4 separate regions of the Mus musculus genome follow, and all the other regions are linked to region 3. The links are chromatin loops, found by intact Hi-C in ENCODE. Cell type or tissue: heart. All regions are shown on one strand. Region 1 overlaps Cmss1 (cms small ribosomal subunit 1). Region 2 overlaps Cmss1 (cms small ribosomal subunit 1). Region 3 overlaps Cmss1 (cms small ribosomal subunit 1). Region 4 overlaps Cmss1 (cms small ribosomal subunit 1).

Region 1 (5,000 bases), 97 kb after region 3:
TTAGATGCCTCATGAAACAAGAAAATATTTTAATCATAGTTAAATGTTGTGTAGAGGCCAAGGTTGCCCCTCACTGGAAGCTATTACATTTGAAAGACAAAACAACTCTGCTGTAGAAACAGACATTAAGCACTGCAGGTTCTGGGGGGCTGGGGCTTAATTAGATTTGAGGAATAGGTAAGAAATGAACAGGGACGAGAAGCTGAGGTGGTCCACGGATGTTTCTAGGAAAGGCCCACTTGGCAGACCTGGAGCATGCAGGCGAGACCACATCCCATTGTTTAAATGCCACACATAGTGCAGCCGAGATGGTTCTCAGGAAGGGAACAGACCAGTTAGATTGTGACAGGCCTTGAATACAGTGACAGGAACGAGATGGTTCTCAGGAAGGGAACAGACCAGTTAGATTGTGACAGGCCTTGAATACAGTGACAGGAAGCGCTCTGTGTCTCCATAGAAGGCTTCTAGCTAATCAAGCTACATAATGGGGGAGTGGAGGGGGGGGGCTAAGAGGAAATGAGTCCTTTATGAAATATTTCATTTTTTGACAACCCTAACGTGTGGGGTGGGGGGAATTCTGTTAGTTTTAGAGATAAACTAAAACAGACTTTCTAGGTTTTTCATTAGTATGTGACAAAACTGTCACGGTAAAGACATGCCTCTCACTGCCCCATTTTCTGTCCATCGAAACTACTTCAATGCAAGGGAAAGCAGTCAGTATAAACTGTATTTTACTACTTATGGTGACAGACACACTTGCCTAACATTACCCCAGATAGATGCCATTTCAACCAACACCCTAAGAATGCACTTAAACACAGGAAGGGCTCACCCACCATTGTTCTATCTGGATAATATTCACAATTCTCATCAACTGAAACAATCTACCCCTAGAGGCCTAGCCCAGAGTTCATTTCTTATAAAACATTCAATAAAACAGGCAATAGTGATTTATTTTTCCCTCCAACTTTTCCTGAATCCTAAAGCTACTGTTAGGCCAATAGCCAGTGACTGTGAAAAGTTAAGACCCACAAATAGCAGGTGTGGGAGGGCTGCATGTCCTATGGGGCAGAGAAAGACCACGTGACCTCTCATGTTATCATCATCATGAAGAACACAAGGCTGTCTCAGTCTCCATCCTACCCTAAAGCATGACTCTGCAGGCAAAGTACACAAATGCCAAGCATGAAGAGTGAGCTTTGGATGGGGCCACCAGTTGGTATAGAGAATTAACATAATTATTATATAATAGAATTATAGGAGCTTCAAATATGGCAAGCAAAAGAGCGACCATGACCCATAGGAGAAGCATTATAACCCAAACTCTGGAATTTACAAGTAGGTGGCTGTCTCAAGGCCAGATGATGACCTCTGTTGGAAGTGGAAATATCCAGTAAGGTTCAAGATATCATCCATAAAGACAAGCCTCATCAACTTAGTCTACTTCTAATGCCTCTGCATTTGTCCTAGTTTGTATTCCTAAATCAGGAAATCTACTATTCAAATAGTGTCATATCTTACTAAGGAAAAACTGATGCTTTCATTAAAAAAAACAAAAAACAAAAAACAACAACAACAACAAAAAACCTGTCTACTTTCCCAGCTCAGGGAAAAGGGAAAATGTTATGGTTCAATTCTATCAGCGTTAAATTATGTTTCTAATTTGGCCTCCCGTGCCCCCTCATAACAGTTAACAGCCTCTTTTCAACACAACCACCCTTCAAACAACTCAAAATAATTCCTCAAGAATTTCTATTGATAGGTTTGTTTTCTCCCCTTTTAAAAAGGGAGGAGGGAAGAAAAAAAAAAAGCAAGCTACTTCCTTTTCTGTTTTGTCTTTTGATGATGTTTTGCCTAAATATATTGTGTCAGATACTTCTGTCACCTAAGAACAAACAAGCAAACAAGTTTTGGGTCAAGGAGAAGTTATGTGAACCTCGTGAACATACCCAGGCCAAGACCGTCCTTTAGGAAGCAGTGGAGAAAGTCATGTACAGGGTAGCAGCCATGCTGAGAGTATCTCTCACAGCATATTCACGAGCAGTCCATTTACTCATATAAAGCTCCTCTGTGAGTATTAGAATCGTAAAAATTGACTCCATAAACTTTGGGAAATGTCAACGCTTCTGTGACTGGTGACTTTAGCTTCCAAGACAGCACTGAGAACCCTGGGGATACAGTGGACAGTTCCTTTTGGGTTTGTTTGCTTTTGTTTTACCTTTTCGTGAAACCTATCAACTATGGCCACATTCCAGGTTTTTCTCAGACTGCCAATGAGGAAGGAAATCTGCTTCGAGGGGGACATCCTGTGCTCACTGCATACTTTAGTGCCAAGAAATGGCAGCTCTCCCCAGACTCCAAGTTTATGTAATCTGTCTGCTTGGTCTAGACACAATGGCTAGGGTGGTCAGAAAGGTCACTGGCAGAGAGGGCAGGATTTCCTTTCCTGCAGGCCAATCAGTGTATGGATAATGGTTCAATCACAGCACAGTATTCAAGTAATGAGAAGGGTCTTTTCAGGATTAGTTAATTATCCATAAAGTTGTACAGACTTGTAGAAAAGATTCAGACACAAGTAGGGGTCCTCAGATATTCGTTTCTAATTCTAGGAAAGGGATGTAGTGGTACTTACAGTAGAAAGGAGGGAGCAACGAGTGTGGTGAGTGTGGTGAGAAATTAAGTAGTTTGCCTACACAGTTAAATGATGATTTCTCTACAAGGGTTCTCTATTAACATCCCCCAAACTTCAGTGCTAACAGTTACACACACACACACACACACACACACACCAATTGCACTGCCTCCCTTAAGGGGTTCTAGTCCTCCTCCTTCCTCATCACCAAGTTCAATACCTAGAAACCTCTGTTCCCCCACAATCACGATCTAGTTATCACTATTTTCCTTTCTTTCTTTCTCTGTCCCCGCCACTTTCAGCCCCTGCTACTATTCCCTTAGTCCAGACCTCAGTACAGACAGTACTTTAACATAGTTACTGTATATAATCCTCATCTTTCTAAATCAACTTTTACCCCCATACCACCTTAGATCATTGCAATTCTCTAGCCTTGTACCAAGGAATAGCACATCCATTGGTGCCCCGATGATGGCTGCTCCAACTTCCCAGCAAGGCTAGCTTCCTGTGCTGCCCCATCCTCCTCTCACTGACCACACCCTTCAAGCTCAGCACAATGCTCCTAACTCTCCTCCTGCATGCACTTTGGCCTTCTTTGCCCCTTTGGTTCTGGGACTGGGTTGTTCGGCCTTTGCTCCTCATATTCTATTTCTCCTCTTCCCTCAAGTACATTTCCTTTGTAAACATCCTTCTATTTTTCAATCGGCCATTTCCAAAACCACTTGTAAACACTGCAGCTTCGTCACAGCGCTCACCTTCACCCAGTCATGGGTTACCTCTCCTATAAGACACTAACAAAAGCGGGAATCGGCTGTGAATTTGTTCAGACACATCCATGTTTCTCACAACAGCTCGTGCCCACTTTGTTCAGAACCACCTAGAACTCCTCAGGTTTGTAGTCTCAGGAAACCCAACACTGCAGAGGACCTTCATCACTACACACTTTCAGAACCGAGTCCTACACTATTCAAAAGCTAAATACTGCCCATAGGAAGTGCTAAACAAAGTCCCCATGGCTAACAACACACCTGGACTCTACAAACCACAGGGCACAGATGCTTTTATGAAAAGGTGGGAGAGAATAGAGAATGCCTTCACGTGAGGCTATAAAAGGCTCACAGTAACAAGACAAAGCGGGACTGTAAGGAAAGAACATGGACAAAGAATCATTTTTCTGGGCCAAAGGTGATGAGAAATAAAGCCCAGTTATGGGCACTAATCATCCAGTCCCCATAACGTCCATTTGCAATCAGTACCTCCAACAAATAAGGGTAGGTCAGAGAGAACAGAGGACGAACCAGGGAAAGACCAAAAATAAATAAATAAAAATAAAGCAAAGATATAGTGACATTATAACCAAGAAATAAGTACTTTTTTAATAGAAATAAGAAAAAAGACAAAGATAATAACAATTTTAACAACTAATATATATAGCTGGCACTTTGGCTGTATAAGAGGCCTCCTGCATTATATCTCTATCCCCCAAAGAAGACTTGCAAGTAAATCCCCAGATGAAGAGTACAGGTAATTCAGGTTTCTACTGCTGTGATAAAACACCACGACCAAAGCAGCTTGGGGAGGAAAAGATTTCTTTCAGCTTACAACTGTATCACTGAGAGAAGTCACAGCAAGAGTCAGAGCAGGATCTGAAGCAGAGGCCACAGAGGAATGCTACCTGCCTGGTGGTTAACTAAGCCAATGCCCTACAGACTCTCCATGGGCATTCTGAATGGAGGCATTTTTCTCAATTAAGGTTCCTCTTCTCAGATAATTCCAGCTTGTGTGATGTTGACAACAACAACAACAACACAAGCCAGGACATGAAGTGTGCATGGGCCAAATGCTCAGGAACAAAAAGAAGTTGGTACCAAAACTATGGTACAGAGTCAAGTCTAATTGGCTCCATGACTTTGGCTCTAGCAACTAAACCAAAGCTTTTAAATTATGTAAAACTCAGATCAAGGGGGGGAAAGTATTGAAAATTAATATAAGGGGTGCAAATAAGGAAATTCAAAAGGAAACGGGAAACAAAAGGGTATCAAAAGGGAAAACAGGAGCTGGAGGGACGCCCCAGGGGCTAAGAGCACTTGTAGAGGACCCAGATTCACTTGCCAGCACCCACAAAGTGGTTCACAACCACGTAATTCTAGTTCCTGGGGATCCATACTTTCTTCTTACCCTTGAGTGACCCATACAAGCACATACATACTCATACACTCTCATACATTTAAAAGAAAAGAGATAAAGGAAAAAAAGAAGTTAGTAATGGAGCACGCCTACATGCCTTTAATCCCAGCACTACAGAGGCAGAGGCAAATAGATCTCTGAGTTTGAAACCAGCCTGGTCTACTGAGCCAGTTCCAGGCCA
Region 2 (5,000 bases), 81 kb after region 3:
GAAAAGTCCCATTGACAAGGCAAGGAGCACAGCAGGAAACATAAATTATAGTAACTATCTTAAAAGGAGGAAGCTTTCCAACAAATTCCATGTTTTACTCTTCACACTGCTAGAACTTTGTATCAGTACAATGCAATGATTAAAATGACATAATAAAGCAAGAATTAAAAACAACATAAAATGGGGTATAACACAACCAAAGTACCAGAACTGACAGCCAGGAGAGCACACTTATAAATGTGAAGAAAGCAGTGTGTGGATGCAGTATTCTGCTTACGGATCAGCGCACCAAATCAGAAAGAAAAAGTATCGGAGTAGCCTCTATTAAGGAACATGATGGGCTAGCATGTGATCACTGAAACTCTCCTAACCAAATAACCAGACAGAGTCAAGGTGCAAAGATGTGGAGAAAGAAAGAAATGGTTCTAGTAGTCTTGGTTTTTTTAGAGGCTCCGTAATTATGAAATAGACACAATGATGTATTTAGAAAATACTGAGGAAGAAACCTACTCATACCACATTTACTTAAATACCTAAAACCTGTATGTTAAACACTAGAAAATCATCTTTAAAAAGTAAACAAAACTGCTTAGGACAATGCTAACATTCTCCATAGTATGGCATATTTGTTCATTGTTCTAGTTATTCATTCAAACAAAAAACAAAAACCACCCATTCATTCATTCATTCATTCATTCATTCAAACACTTCTTATTTGGTTCCTTCCATAGGACTTCTCAGGAGCCAGTGTGAAAAACATAAATAAATCCCTTACACGCATGGTGCATTCTCAAGAAGTTAATATTTTAGTGGGGTTGATATGATGTCCATAAATAATATCAAAAGCAACATGGTGAGAACTGTAAAATAAATCCTATGGGTATGACTGGCTATACAGTATTTAGATGGGCACCATCTGTTTTATGTGTGCATTATATGGTGCATATTATTAACCATGTCTCACTGAGAAGAAAAATACAGGCTGATGCATGTTGACATATATGCATATAAATAAAAACTGAAAAGACTCTCAAGCCAGCATTATGGTTGGTACAAAAAGCACTCAAGATGACAGATGTGATATGTTTGAAAAAGCAAGTAATTGGCATTGCACACAGTAACAGTGATGAATCACAGTAAGCTGAAACAACTTTAAGCCATAAAAGAAACTCAAAAGCTGTAATAAGACATTGCTTTAAGTCAGTTTGGATTTCTTTACCTCACATTTGTGTCCATAAAATCAGCTTCTTCAACCCGTTTTTACTGGACAGGATGTTCCTGTAATCCTGTAATGTCAGCATTTGTGTATGAACATGAGTCCTTCAAGACAGTAGTCTTCAAATGGAGGTGCATGCACACCCAAGGGCACACAAACTTGGCAGGGCTGCAACCATGCTTACATTCACATTTCCCATATACTCTCTGCCTGGTAAGTTTGTGTCCAGTGAGCTCTCCCTTCCCAACAACCCTTTCAGAGTAGCCTCCATACTCAGCAAATGCTTACCAAAAGAATTTTCCTAGGCTTAAAAACTCCTCCAGAATGAGCTACAGAGAATCCCAAGAGAGCACAGGAACAATAGCAGCTCTGGATAGAAAGCAGTAGTTATCTGAGCTCATCTGGGGACACTGGGGAAAACTTAGGACATTCCTACACAGCTATCACTTAAAAATTAGACTCTCTTCCCAAAGAATGACTTGACTACCTAGTTTGTTAGTGGAGATTTTTAGATTGAATGGTAGAGAGTAAAATGTATCTTCTATACCAATTTCAACTTGAACTTTTAAAAATGTAGGTGTTAAAAGAATAAGGTTTATAAGATCACTGTGTGTATATATGTGTGTATGTATATTTTTCCATACAATTAAAAGTGACATCTTTCCTTTAACTCCAGTTTCCAATTCAGATAGTTCCCTGATAGACATCATGTGTCTGGATCAATTCCGGGATGTGGTCTGCAGTCTGGCTTGAATTTGCGTCGTGTAAAAATGAGGTGTAAAACTTGGGCCTAGTCAGCAGGGAGGATAGTATCACTAGGTGTACATGTTCCTCGGATTGGAGCAAATCTCCTGGCCTCATCAGTTCTCTATGTTTGCATTGGTGGTGGAGCTTAGGGAGATGGACATATCAGCGAGATTATGAAAACCAGGAAGAAGGTGAATGGCACTTCCATCATGCTGGAAAGGTGCACCATGCTCGCCACCAAAACACTGAGCACAATAAGCTGGTTACTCTAGTGACAGGACTTAGTTATTCCACTTTAAGGGTCTTTTACTGTACTTAAAAGAAAACCTATCCCTCTTTTCGGAAAGAGGGGACAGCATGTGCTCTTGTTTAAAAAGCTGAGAAGAAATCCTTGAGAGTTGTTGTGAAAGTGTTCTCCAGTAAAGGAAGACTCTGAGCTGCTGCAATGGCTTGTTGTCACCATCAAGTGTGAAAAGGAAGCTAAGGCAGGGCTGTTCAGTCACCATAGCCGCTTACCCTGACCCTTGCAGTGAACTGCACATCTCTAACCTCCAGGAAGAATCGGCATGGTTCTCAGGCTTCCAGGTGTCTCAGGCAGGGAGAGTCATGAAGTCTCCTGCCAAGACCACAGATGAGCTCACCAGCAGCCGCACCCCAGCATCCTGCCCAGTAGCTTCTGAACTTTACATGTCAGCCTTTTGTCAGATCCTTAAAACAGGACAAACTAAAACAAGATCCTATCACCCAAAAAGCTTAAGAATTCTTACATTATGTGATTATTTTAAACATGCTCCCTTTTCCTTCTTCTATATTATACAAAGAACAGATTAGGATCTCATAAAGAAGTCTTTATTCTCCAGACTGCCCTAAATTTGTTTACTTAAAAAAAAAGTTCTCTCAGATTCTTAATTTACAAGTGCTCTGGGACAAGGATGAAAGATAGCAGATTGTTAATTAATTAGATTTTAGAATAGATTTATTAAGCCAGGCACGATAAAGTACTATCCTAAATGAGGCAAAAAGGACCATGTTCAAGGCCAGCCTCAGCACAACTACAAGACACACAGATAGATGGATGGATGGATGGATGGATGGATAGGATGGATGGATGGGCAGGCAGGCTGGCTTAAGCAGGCTTATTGATATGATATGATAGATAGATAGATGGATAGAGATAGATAGATAGATAGATAGATAGCAGGCTGGCTTAAGCAGGCTTATTGATATGATAGATAGATAGATAGATAGATAGATAGATAGATAGATAGATGGATAGATAGATGGATGGATAGATAGGCAGGCAGGCTGGCTTAAGCAGGCTTATTGATATGATAGATAGATAGATAGATAGATAGATAGGTAGGTAGATAGGTAGGTAGATAGGTAGATAGATAGATAGATAGCAGGCTGGCTTAAGCAGGCTTATTGATATGATAGATAGATAGATAGATAGATAGATAGATAGATAGATAGATGGATAGATAGATGGATGGATAGATAGGCAGGCAGGCTGGCTTAAGCAGGCTTATTGATATGATAGATAGATAGATAGATAGATAGATAGATAGATAGATGGATAGATAGGCAGGCAGGCTGGCTTAAGCAGGCTTATTGATATGATAGATAGATAGATAGATAGATAGATAGATGGATGGATAGATAGGCAGGCAGGCTGGCTTAAGCAGGCTTATTGATATGATAGATAGATAGATAGATAGATAGATAGATAGATAGATAGATGGATGGATAGATAGGCAGGCAGGCTGGCTTAAGCAGGCTTATTGATATGATAGATAGATAGATAGATGGATGGATAGATAGATAGATAGATAGATGGATAGATAGATGGATAGATAGATAGATAGATAGATGGATGGATAGATAGGCAGGCAGGCTGGCTTAAGCAGGCTTATTGACATATTATGAACTCTACAGGCTTGATTAAAAAGCACATATTTATATTTTCAAGTTGTTAGTCCTTTTACTTTTCAGTAATTCCATTCTATTTTAGCTTCTGCACCATACCACAGCGCTGCAATTATATCATCTATAATTAGCCCATTCCCAGTATAATTAAGAGACTCACAAGTTAAATGTACAATCCTACAGAGGTAGCCAAGTGCATGGGAAAGAGCATATATTCTGCATGTCTTCCTGTTACAATAATTTTAAATGAAGAAAAGTAGTGTGTTAGAGTCATTTAAGAGGAATTCTCTATGTTCCTGCTAACAGGGTTTCTTTATTTCTAGCACTGGATTTCTTTCTTTCTTTTTTTTTTAATTAGGTATTTTCTTCATTTACATTTCCAGTGCTATCACAAAAGTTCCCCATACCCTCCCCCACCCACTCCCCTACCCACCCACTCCCACTTTTTGGCCCTGGCATTCCCCTATACTGAGGCATATAAAGTTTGCACGACCAATGGGCCTCTCTTTCCACTGATGGCCAACTAGGCCATCTTCTGATACATATGCAGCTAGAGACACAAGCTCTGGGGGGTACTGGTTAGTTCATAATGTTGTTCCACCAAAGGGTTGCAGACCCCTTTACCTCCTTGGGTACTTTCTCTAGTTCCTCCATTGGGGACCCTGTGATCCATCCAATAGCTAACTGTGAGCATCCACTTCTGTGTTTGCTAGGCCCCGGCATAGTCTCACAAGAGACAGCTATATGAGGGTCCTTTCATCAAAATCTTGCTAGTGTATGCAATGGTGTCAGCGTTTGGAGGCTGATTATGGGATAGATCCCCAGATATGGCAGTCTCTAGATGGTTCGTCCTTTCGTCTCAGCAACTCCTTCCATGGGTGTTTTGTTCCCAATTCTAAGAAGGTGGTCTTCGTTCTTGTAGAGTTTCATGAGTTTCACAAATTGTATCTTATATCTTGGGTATTCTAAGTATCTGGGCTAATATTCACTTATCAGTGAGTACATATCATGTGAGTTCTTTTGTGATTGGGTTACCTTTCTTATCAGGAAGCTCTTTACTGTTAAGCTCCTTGCCTTTGAACATGTTAGAACACTCCAAACCGTAACTCAG
Region 3 (5,000 bases):
AATATTAGTTAATTCATAGAATTAGCTTGAGCCTTAAATTTCTCCATATAATATGGCCATCTCTTGTATTTTTCCTCTTCTTCTTCCTCATCATAATGAGAACATAAGAATGTTTACCAGTGGTTTTTTTGTTTGTTGGTTGGTTGGTTGTTGGTTGGTTTTTTTCCTCTTCCTTCTCTGAAATTTCTAAGCTACTGCAGTGACTGGACACATTTAGGCTCTAATAACAAAACATCATATTCACAATATTTCCAAACCTAAATGACCTCATATAGTGCCTTTCATGTTGCCCAAATAATTGTGTAATTAAGAGAACAATGAATATCCTTCTGATTAGGACATCCCATTATTCTCCACTCTCCCTCCTGTCTGACCTCATCCCCACACCCATCAGCTCAGCGTTCAGTCTTAGCACTTCCTGGTCTCTCCCCTCCCAAGTCCCATTTAGTGCCACTACCCAACCATACCACCTCACTCAGCTAACAGCTAACCTTGTCATGCATTCCTTCTTCTTCAGCGTTCCTCCACGCTGCCCACTTCCCGTGTTTATCTAGATCCCTAGGGCCATTCACAATACCTTCCAAACTGTGCCTTGTGGTACACTCTCTCCAGGACCATTGCTTCCAACCCTCAGTGCTAATTGCAGTGACCTACCTACCCCACCTCAGATTTCTACCATTATGAGACTCAAAGATCCCTAGGGCAAGGACATGGCGCACTTCGTCCCTCCTCAGTACTTTGTGTCTTGCTGCATCTGAATCACACAAACCAGGAATATAAATAACCTGTCATAAGAAAACAGACTGTCCCCAGTAAAGAAGTAAGATAAGATAATGTCTTTAACTTTAAACATCACAGATAACAGGGAAGGGAAAGAATATTTTATTCTACGTAGCTTCAAAAAGAGCCACGACAGCCAAATGTGTAGGTTCTGGGAGTTTCTTTCAAAATAGTATAACAACAACTTCCTAAAATGTAGAGCATGAGATAATTTTTGGCTGATAATTCAGCTACAAGTCACTGAAGAGGTTTACAGAGCAACTGGCAAAATTAAACTAGATGATACCTAGGCTCTTTGCAAAGTTTAGATTCTATAACAAATTAATAAGTTTTTTCATGCAGTTGCTTATTCAAGTAGGGAAATGATAATTCTGCATACATTAAGAAGAATATGAAGAGCTATAGTTTAATACATACAAAGGCCTGTCACTTCAGTGAATATCAGCAAGGAGCACACAGAGAATTTTAAATATAGCACAGCAAAAAGAAAAAGTCTCACGAACAATGCAATTTTTCAGTGCAGTGAATAGCACCGCCCCCCAAATATCAAGGTCAGCAGGGGCTTTGTCCACCGCCTCTCATCCTGGAGGAGGCAAGTTAACTTTACAACTGTAAAGAAACTTCCCATTAGAAGCAGTTTCAACCTTAGATTTATTGCATTTTCCACAGTTACGTCATTGAGGCTATGCACAATCCAGAGGGACTCAAGGGGCTGCACTGTAAACTGTTACAATAAATATTAATGAACATCATGCCTGATAAAGCCTGCAGTCTGTACACATGCACCCACACAAAACGGGACTTTTCACCTTATATGGCTACTTTTCAAGACTGACTCTTTCTTCATTCCACTTTGTTGGCCTGCCAAACACAGAGTACATTTACTTTAAAAACACCAATTAAAAATATTAACAACATGAAAATATATAAACTGTGGTTTAGAGCCAAAGGCACATAAATTGACATAGATTCAGATAGAGAGTAAACATGAGAGGAATAACAGAAACGCGTACATCATCCAGAAAGAAGCATGAACAATAGCCCGTGGTGACAGTGATCCATCTTCCTCCTTCCCAGACTCGGCTGACTCCTGCAGTGGATCAGCTGACCGTTAGGAAAGCTTATGGAGTGGGTGGGAAGGGGAGCGGACAGGGCTAGAGTACTGTAAAGATTTGCAAGGCCTGCGGAGGAAAGAGGGAATGCTTCCAGTTCACAGTGCAACCTGGGGCGGCCCTAGAGGCCTCCATTGACCTGTCCAGGAACAGTGCTTCCTTAAGTATCCGAATCCAGGACTTCTCCCTGAGCCTCTCTAACTGAGGCACAGCTGTGGAAAAGGGCTGGGTAAGGAGTTGTAAGATCTAGATCACATTCAAGTCCTGCTACTTGATTTCTTGGAACCTTAGTTTTCCCTTCTGTAAAATGGGTATCTATAGACATCTATACCTCATACTAGTTATTGAGAGGAGTAATTAAAACCGGGTGAGTAAAGTTGATTAGTTGGACGGAAAAAAATCTTTATTGACTTTGCTTGTTGACTGGAAGAAAAAAAAAAAAAACCTAATAAATCTGCCCTGTTTTATTGAGTTACTGTATCTTTTTATTCAATGCTGAAAATGAACTTAACCTGCCTCGTGGTGGAGCCTTGTAATTCTTGTATTACACAATATATATTCTAATATACAATATACACTGTAGACAATTATGAAGGAAGGAGGGAGTCGGGGTGGGGGTGGGGGTGGGAAGAGAGACCAAAGAAATGACTAGGCATATGCACATGTCTTTCTGCCTGTGTGACAGAGGCAGGCCCACGCTGCTATCGCCTCTGTCCCTATGGGAGTGGTGTTCGTCGTATTCTCCGAATAGTGAACATGCTTGGGCTTACGGCCAGAAGACCACAATCCCAGACTCAAGGCTGGTAGGTCTTTTTAAGAATTACATGAGTAATTTCCTTTAATTGTTCTCTACACAATCGCCCCCACACCCTGGGTGCTGATGTGATAATGTGCCATGAGGCCAATCTCACTTTGTGTGTCAGAACATGCCTTTGTTGCCGCTCTTATTTCTCCTGCTATCTCTAAATGGTTATTGCATTTTGATTTAAAGATTAGTAAATATATGATGAAGCCAACAAAATGAATTGGACCTCGATAAAGATTAAATGACTCAGTTCCTCTTCAGAGTGTGTTTAAAATTATAAAGGCAGCATAGAAACTATTTGAACATTTTTACAACGAAATTTTCTAACAGTTGCAAATATATTCCATGTATTTCTGTCACCTTTATAACCTATTTCAGCAGATTATTACTTAAAAATACAGAACAAACACTTATCCTGACATGACAATAAGCTGGTTTATTCTGTGTATGTGTGTATATGGGTGTAGCGTGTGTGTGTGTGTGTTCTGTATGAGTGTACATGTACCTGTGCACTCACATGCAGAGACCAGAGGAAGATATCATGTCCTCTGCGGGACCACTCTCTTCCTTATTCTCTGGCCTTTAAGGCAAGATCTTGCCCTGAACCTAGAACTAGGCTGGTGGTAGCAAGCTTGTCTCTACCCCTTTTACAGTGCTAGAGCTACAGTGAGACAAAAATACCTGCCTTTTAAATATTAATCCATCTCTCTCTCTCGCACACTCTCTCTCTCTCTCTGTGCGAGTGTGCGTGCGTGCGTGCGTGCGTGTGTGTGTGTGTGTCTGTGTGTGTGTGTGTGTGTGTGTGTGTGTCTGTGTCTGTGTGTGTGCGCATGCCTGAGGCCAGAGGAAGACATCAGAGCCCCTGGAATTGGAGCGACAGGCTGCTGTGAGCTACATAACTTAGGTGCTGGGAACTTAACCCTAGTCTTCTGAAAGCAGCAAGTGTTCTTTCTCCCTGAGCCATCTCTCCAGAGCCCTAAAGGCCTTCTCTTATGTGGGTGCGGGAACCAATCCTGGGCCCTCATGTAGTACTCGTGCTTTCTGCTGATGCAATCTCTCTCCAGTCCCAACTGGCTGATCTTACTCACAACATCAATACTGACAAGTTATGCTTTCTGCTACACACATAACCGGCTTACAAACACACTAGCTTCCACTGCCAAAGCATATAGTCAAAACTCCTCCACATGTCTATGCATGGCTTTTGTCTCCATGTCGTTCTTTTGTCTGTCATGTCCCTTCTACCTTTCCTTCAATGTCACACAGCTTCCCACAGCCTCTTGCTAGCTCCAGGATCTACTCTGTAATTCTTTCACCAGGCCAACTGGCTCATCCCTCTAAGCCTCACACAACCCACAGTTGCTTCAATTCTTCGTTCCCTGCAGCATTCAAACCCCCACCCCCTTTGATGAAGTAGTTTTTGAAATACTATTAACCACACTAATTGTAGGCCATCTCCCCCTGGAACCTTCCCACCCTTTGGTGGCACACATAACATGGTATAGCTCTTCCTGGCTAACTGCGGACTGAGTGTCACGGAGGGAGCTGTGCAAGGCTTCGGTAGCACACCACCCAATGAGTGGATTCTTTAGGGTTTAAGTCTTAGTTCTCTATCTTCACGAATCAGCCCAGAAACGAGCAGTAGAAATTGACACCAGATGGCTAGCTACTCCCCCTCTTCTCTTCTTATTTACTTTTCTGAATTTAAACTAAACCTCCATTCTACTTAAAACAAAAAAATAAACACAAAGATGCATAGAGTATTGGCACAAAGAAGACCAAGAATGTACAGGAGACAGTTTTGGAAAAGAAAGAGTGACAAGCACACCAACTGTGGAGCTTAGCTTCTAGACTGGGGGCTGGAGCACTGCAGAGGTTCAGGGTCAGTCAGCACAGAGGGTGGGACTCCATGCTTCCACAGGGCACTGAGGAAGTGATTGAAGCATGTTCTAATGATAAAACCACACGGAAACAATAAAGGTCACATAGAAGATATATAACTACTGTGTGTGTATACACACATAAATACATAAGTTATGGTTAGCTTTTCAAAGGAAAAATCATACTTTTGTGAAAAACTAGACCATTCTGGCTCGGAATCTTGGTGTTGTTGGCCGATCTTTCACTAGATCCCTTCTGTTGGTGCTCAGGGTGTGTGGAAGCACAAGCCTCTTGGCAGAGCTGCCTGGCACACAGTGTGTGCGTTTCATTCACTCCTCTTACTGCTTCCCTTTATCTGTTTGCTGCTGGGCCCTTTGCTCATATGAAAAGTTCTCTACTGAGTCAGAAAGCCTGGTAAATGC
Region 4 (5,000 bases), 66 kb after region 3:
TTCCCATCATCACTTGAAGAATTGTTTGGTAGTTACATCATCAGGAAATAAAATACTATCCTCTGAGGACCCTTACTCTCTACAAAGAGAAAAGAGGTTTGAAGTTTATATGTCTAAAACCCCAACTTCTTTTCCTCTCCTGCCTCCCCCAGAAACCCCAAAACAAATGTAACAAAATGTATTTACGAAAGTTTACACAAGAATCAGGATGTGTATTTAAGAATTTAAAGCTGCAACTTAAGTTGTGAGACCCAATAGGAGGGAGGAGGGTCGAACTTGACCCCCATGATCTTAGTCAGCCTGGTAGAAGGGTGCTGCGGGTCAGACCCGCTGGACCCTCACGGGGAGCAGGGGACCCACGGGGCATCCACGCCAGTGTCAGCAGAACTGTGAGGGTCTGGGCTGTCGCGGCCCCGCCGCCGGGCCGCACATGCCGCGCGCCTTATAAGGCTGAGCGGTGACGTAACGCCCCAAGGCCGGGCGCGCTCGGCGTCCCGCTCGCATTGTTCGGGAGGCTCCCGGAGAGCGCACAGCCGCTCGCAGCGCAACCGCGGCCCGGCTCGCCGCCCCGCCCGGCCCGGCCCGGCGCCCGCAGCTCAGGTAAGCCCGAGAGAGCCGCCGCTCCGGCTCCCGCACAGCCGCCGCCCCCGGGCCAGGGGCAAGTGTGTGGGTCGCGCCCAGCACCCGCTCAGCTTCAGAGCGGCGGGCAGGTTTTGCAGAGCGCGCTCAGTGACTGCCAGCCTCAAGCCCTTTCCCAATTCAAAGACTTCAAAGTTCTTGGCTGCGGGGAGAAGACTTAAGTTTAAATGGGAGGTGCGGACTATGGATTCCAAGGCTTCCCAAGTGGCTACAGGTACTGAGAAATCTAAAGGAGATTCCACTGGAACAACTCCAGCCCAGTATCTTATCTCCTCAGGACTTAAAACTTTCAGCTCTTCCAAGAGTAGAGTGCGAAATCCTGCCACATGGGACTGGATTTGTTAATGCCAGCTTTTTCCTTAGAAATATGAATATAAAAGTATTTTTAAATCAGTGGAAATACGGTTGGAATTAGTATGAAACTAACCTTTAAAAAAAAAAACTTTGTGATGATACAAAAAAATCGTTTCCTCTTCTGGCTCTAAAGCGTGTCAATCTATACCAGGAAGTTTGTTCCGTTTCTAGTTCTTTCTCCCTCAGCTCGACTTTGAGTAGGACAAGCTGCATTGAAAAGATGAAGCTATCCTCGCTGGATTAGTACTCTTAATTATATTCAAAAACTAATCTGGAAGGGAGGGAGCATCTACAAAATAATCTTAATCACTGGCATTTTTAACCAAAAATAATTACACCTAAACCTAAAAAGGCTATAGCTATTAATAAAGGCTCACCGTACAGTGAACATTTGGCAGATACTGAGAAGCTACATAATTTACTGGACCTTTCAAAATAAAGATCAGCAAAGGGATTTTTTAATGTCAATTTTAGCACACTAGAGGTGGTGGGAAACTTCTGTACCTTTTTAATGATCTGAACACAGTGTGAAACAAAACTTTAGGAACTGAAAGAATCACTTCCCCTTTTTAAAAGCCTCTGTTTTCCAAATTTGCACAATTACAAGCTGAGGATCCCCAGGCTACCACTTCTGTTGACTTAGGCTGAAAGGCTGAAAACGCTTTCATATTGTTGGCATGGGAAAGACCATACAAGCTACTGTTCAAATGTTTTACAGACACGAACTACAACCATTTTGAGGTACAAAGGATTATTTTATTTGTATTTGTCAGGGGGGGGGGGAGTTAAATATGAGATTTTAAAATGAAACATTTTTTAATGTGATCAAAATTGAGAAATGTTTTTAGTAGTTCTTGTAGTTGAGTTTTAAAAGTATATGACACACCTACTATTTTTGCTGCCTATATGATTTTTTGTTTTGTGTTATTTTTATTTGGAGAAATAAAAGGCTGATTTTTTTTTTCTATCCTAAAAATAAATTACATGTTGTCAGGTCTGAAGATAGGATAAATAAACTGCAAGTTAGTACTAAGAAGTAAGATTCCTCCAAACCATTACTTCAATCCAAGGGAACTAACTCTCTCACCATGAAGAGGGGCCAGCAGCCAGCCAGGCCACAGTGAAGATGTTCAGAATATGTAACAGAAGAGAGGAGGTTTGTTGTCTGTCTGTCTGTCTGTGTTTTATGGACAGTGATTGGAAGGAGAAAAATCCGTGCCTTGGGAAAAGGTATCTGCATTTTCTATAGTAGTGGAAGGGGAAACCAGAAACCATCAATTATTGTGTCGGCTATTTCAAAGCACCATCTGTAACATAAACTATAGTTCAACTCTTGAAAAGCAGAGCCTCTGTCAAAGCCCTGGAAGCTGTGTCCCAGAGTCTGCCTTTGGTTTTGAGCATACAAACATTTTTCTAACATTTCAATCACATATTTTAAAATTACAATTTTTTTTCAGATAGACAATTTTAAGCATGCTTTAAAAAATTAAGACCTCTTTTAAAACTGAAAGTTAAACCACATTTATCATGGATACACTATCTCAAAGTGGGCTGTCTAGGTGAGCATTTCTTCTCTTTCTCTCTCTCTCTCTCTCTCTCTCTCTCTCCCTCTCTCTCTCTCTTTCTCTCTCTGCTTTTTTACACTGCAGTTTTAGGCTTGTAAATTCATTTCCCCTGTTATAACAATTAACCTAGCCGTTAATCAGTGGACTTTCATTGTATTTTCTTAATACATGAATCAAGTTGTTTGTCCTCATTTTCCAGTCTTGTTGAAATTTCAACTAATTTCCCATAACACACACACACACACACACACACACTATGGATTGCATTTTAAGATTCTCTCTGGTCTGTTCCCATCAAACAAGTACCTCTGGTAATAAACAGAGTTCATTTAAACATGAGAAATGAGGAAGAATACATTTCCACTAATTGTTTGTAGGTTTTTTACAAGGTAAATAGGAAAACAACAAACAAAGAAAACAAAAACCCAAACTCTCATTTACAGGAAAAAAGAAGGGTGGGCCAGGCAGAGTCCTGATCGGAACAGAAAGCAACATTGGCTTCAGCCTCCCTGGGGACCCGAAGGGTGCCACCTGTTGTTCATACATCCAATCACTACCTTTGGAAAAATGATATTAAGTTTATGTAGTTTGTGATGGACTATGAATGCTGCTTCACTTTCAGCTGATTAACTAGTTTCTGTGAACTATGTTTAAATGATCTTTAAAGAGATTTCAAGTATTCCTCTGGCTGCTTCTGCATCACCACAGCATCTCTGAGCCACCAACCCAATCACTTGAGTTTGATATATACTGCAAAGACTATTAGGTTCTCCTCTGGCTGCTTATTTGAAGTGAGGTGTGTGTGACATTTGTCTCATCCTTCTATGAGGTTAAGTGATTACTGATAGATCATCACCAATGCGGCTGTAAATAATCCACATCCTTCCTTTTCATTAAAAAACAAACTTGAGATTCTCTTTCCCTCACTAATCTGCATTAACCGTGCCTCTGACTGGGAAAGCTAGGCCAACAAAGGTGAGGGGCCTTGCCAAGCAAACATTTTTAGCCATGAGAAGAAACCTCCCTCTTCATGCTTGTATGAAAGGTTTCAGCAGATTAAGATAGGATCACAGAACAGTTGTACTTCTGAGTTTAAGAACAGTAAAGAACACAGTAGCAGTGTTCTTTCTCTAACCTGACCAGCCTCACGTTTCTATGCTCAACTGGTTCCCAAATAAGTCTAATACAATTCCGTTATGAAGAAGTTAAGGAATGCCTGCACTGCACAGGAGACAAGATAGGAAGGTGACACTGGAACAGGTAGATGCAGGCACACTCAATTTCTTGTTTCCATTTGGAATTACTTACTCTTGTCCAAAGGCCAATTATCAGCAAATGACATTAAGTAGACACCAGAATAGCAAACATTCAACTCCACAGAAATGCACTTAAAACAGGCCTTAGTAGGTTCTAAATGGATTAGTAGGTTCTAAAGAGACAATAGGATACCTCAAGAGCATGTGTGTGCCCACGGCCTGCTAACACAGCAAAGAATACCAGCAGACCTTCACAGCTGCTTGTGGCAGTAGTCATCTGGTCTAGATGCCTGGCATTATGGAAGACACTGATAACTAGTGTGACCTGCACCAGCGATGCTGAGCAACTCCAGGGCAGAGCCAAGACTCCTCCACTGTTGGACTGTAGCCCACTACTGGTTTCTCCGTTAATTAGTGCTCAAAAGACAAGCAAACAGAGGCCTCAGAAGTAGCCTCAGCACAGTATGTGGTAATTTGGACATAAAATTCGTTAACAAGAAGGGTGGCTACGGTCTCATTAATACATAATAAGAGGACAAAGGGAAAGGAGTGAGATGAGGTTGATACAACTCAACCAGGCCATCTGGATGGCAAGGCCCACCCTTTATTTGAAGGCGAGAGGTGCTGTGGACAGAGTATGTGCTGACATCATACTGAGCTAACTGGACAAGTAACTTGCTAGTATCAAACAACAGTCTGTAATCCACCAACCTCCTTAGCTGTCAACAAGCCCTCTTTCAGAAACCAGAGACTTAATACCTTTAAAACACTCTCCCCATAAAATGTAGCAAAGTCACCTTGGAAGGCCATTTATGACTGGTGATACCTGGCTTTCTTTACCCTGACACCACACACTGAGACATATCATACATTAACTGGTTTATTGTCTATATCTGGGATTATAAAGTACTTCAGTATCAGTTTTACAACCAGCTTTCTCCCTAGCATCTAGGGAAGCAGCTAGCTATTGTTACTAGGTGTGTCACTAGGACAAGAAGGATATTGTATACAAGTATGAATAAATGATCCTCCAACCCAGAAGCTCTTGACTTTGGAAGAAGGTATACTCTGCCAATGATGGCTGAGGAGGGGCCCTTCTACATTTTGATCACAAGTCCCAAACACATCTCTGCCACTATCTGAATTAAGTACAGAATTGACTTAGGAATAAAAAGGCCGGAAAACA

Evidence for each region. A loop is a pair of places that touch in the nucleus more often than their neighbours do. Peaks named below come from ENCODE experiments on the same cell type or tissue, not always from the same donor. Only the 100,000 strongest peaks of a DNase experiment are listed, where the experiment ranks them.
Region 1: a loop joins it to region 3, with 2.1 times the contacts of the local background. A loop is called at or near these places in 2 of 42 quality-filtered maps.
Region 2: a loop joins it to region 3, with 2.0 times the contacts of the local background. A loop is called at or near these places in 2 of 42 quality-filtered maps.
Region 4: a loop joins it to region 3, with 1.9 times the contacts of the local background. A loop is called at or near these places in 5 of 42 quality-filtered maps.

Annotation. Positions count from the first base shown.
Region 1 is chr16:57,579,871-57,584,870 of GRCm38, forward strand. All of the region lies in intron 1 of Cmss1 (cms small ribosomal subunit 1), which reads right to left. Among named protein-coding and RNA genes, the nearest start is that of Cmss1, 24 kb to the right of the region's middle. In heart, no CTCF peak of the experiment used is centred here; a DNase peak (open chromatin) is centred at 2,341.
Region 2 is chr16:57,563,885-57,568,884 of GRCm38, forward strand. All of the region lies in intron 1 of Cmss1 (cms small ribosomal subunit 1), which reads right to left. The region is part of intron 4 of Filip1l (filamin A interacting protein 1-like); the gene reads left to right. Among named protein-coding and RNA genes, the nearest start is that of Cmss1, 40 kb to the right of the region's middle. In heart, no CTCF peak of the experiment used is centred here; a DNase peak (open chromatin) is centred at 2,557.
Region 3 is chr16:57,482,737-57,487,736 of GRCm38, forward strand. The region is part of intron 1 of Cmss1 (cms small ribosomal subunit 1); the gene reads right to left. All of the region lies in intron 1 of Filip1l (filamin A interacting protein 1-like), which reads left to right. Among named protein-coding and RNA genes, the nearest start is that of Cmss1, 120 kb to the right of the region's middle. In heart, no CTCF peak of the experiment used is centred here; a DNase peak (open chromatin) is centred at 2,665; H3K27ac peaks cover 324 bases.
Region 4 is chr16:57,548,740-57,553,739 of GRCm38, forward strand. All of the region lies in intron 1 of Cmss1 (cms small ribosomal subunit 1), which reads right to left. The region is part of intron 4 of Filip1l (filamin A interacting protein 1-like); the gene reads left to right. Among named protein-coding and RNA genes, the nearest start is that of Cmss1, 56 kb to the right of the region's middle. In heart, a CTCF peak has its summit at 3,093 (motif pointing left); a DNase peak (open chromatin) is centred at 482; H3K4me3 peaks cover 2,740 bases; H3K27ac peaks cover 1,740 bases.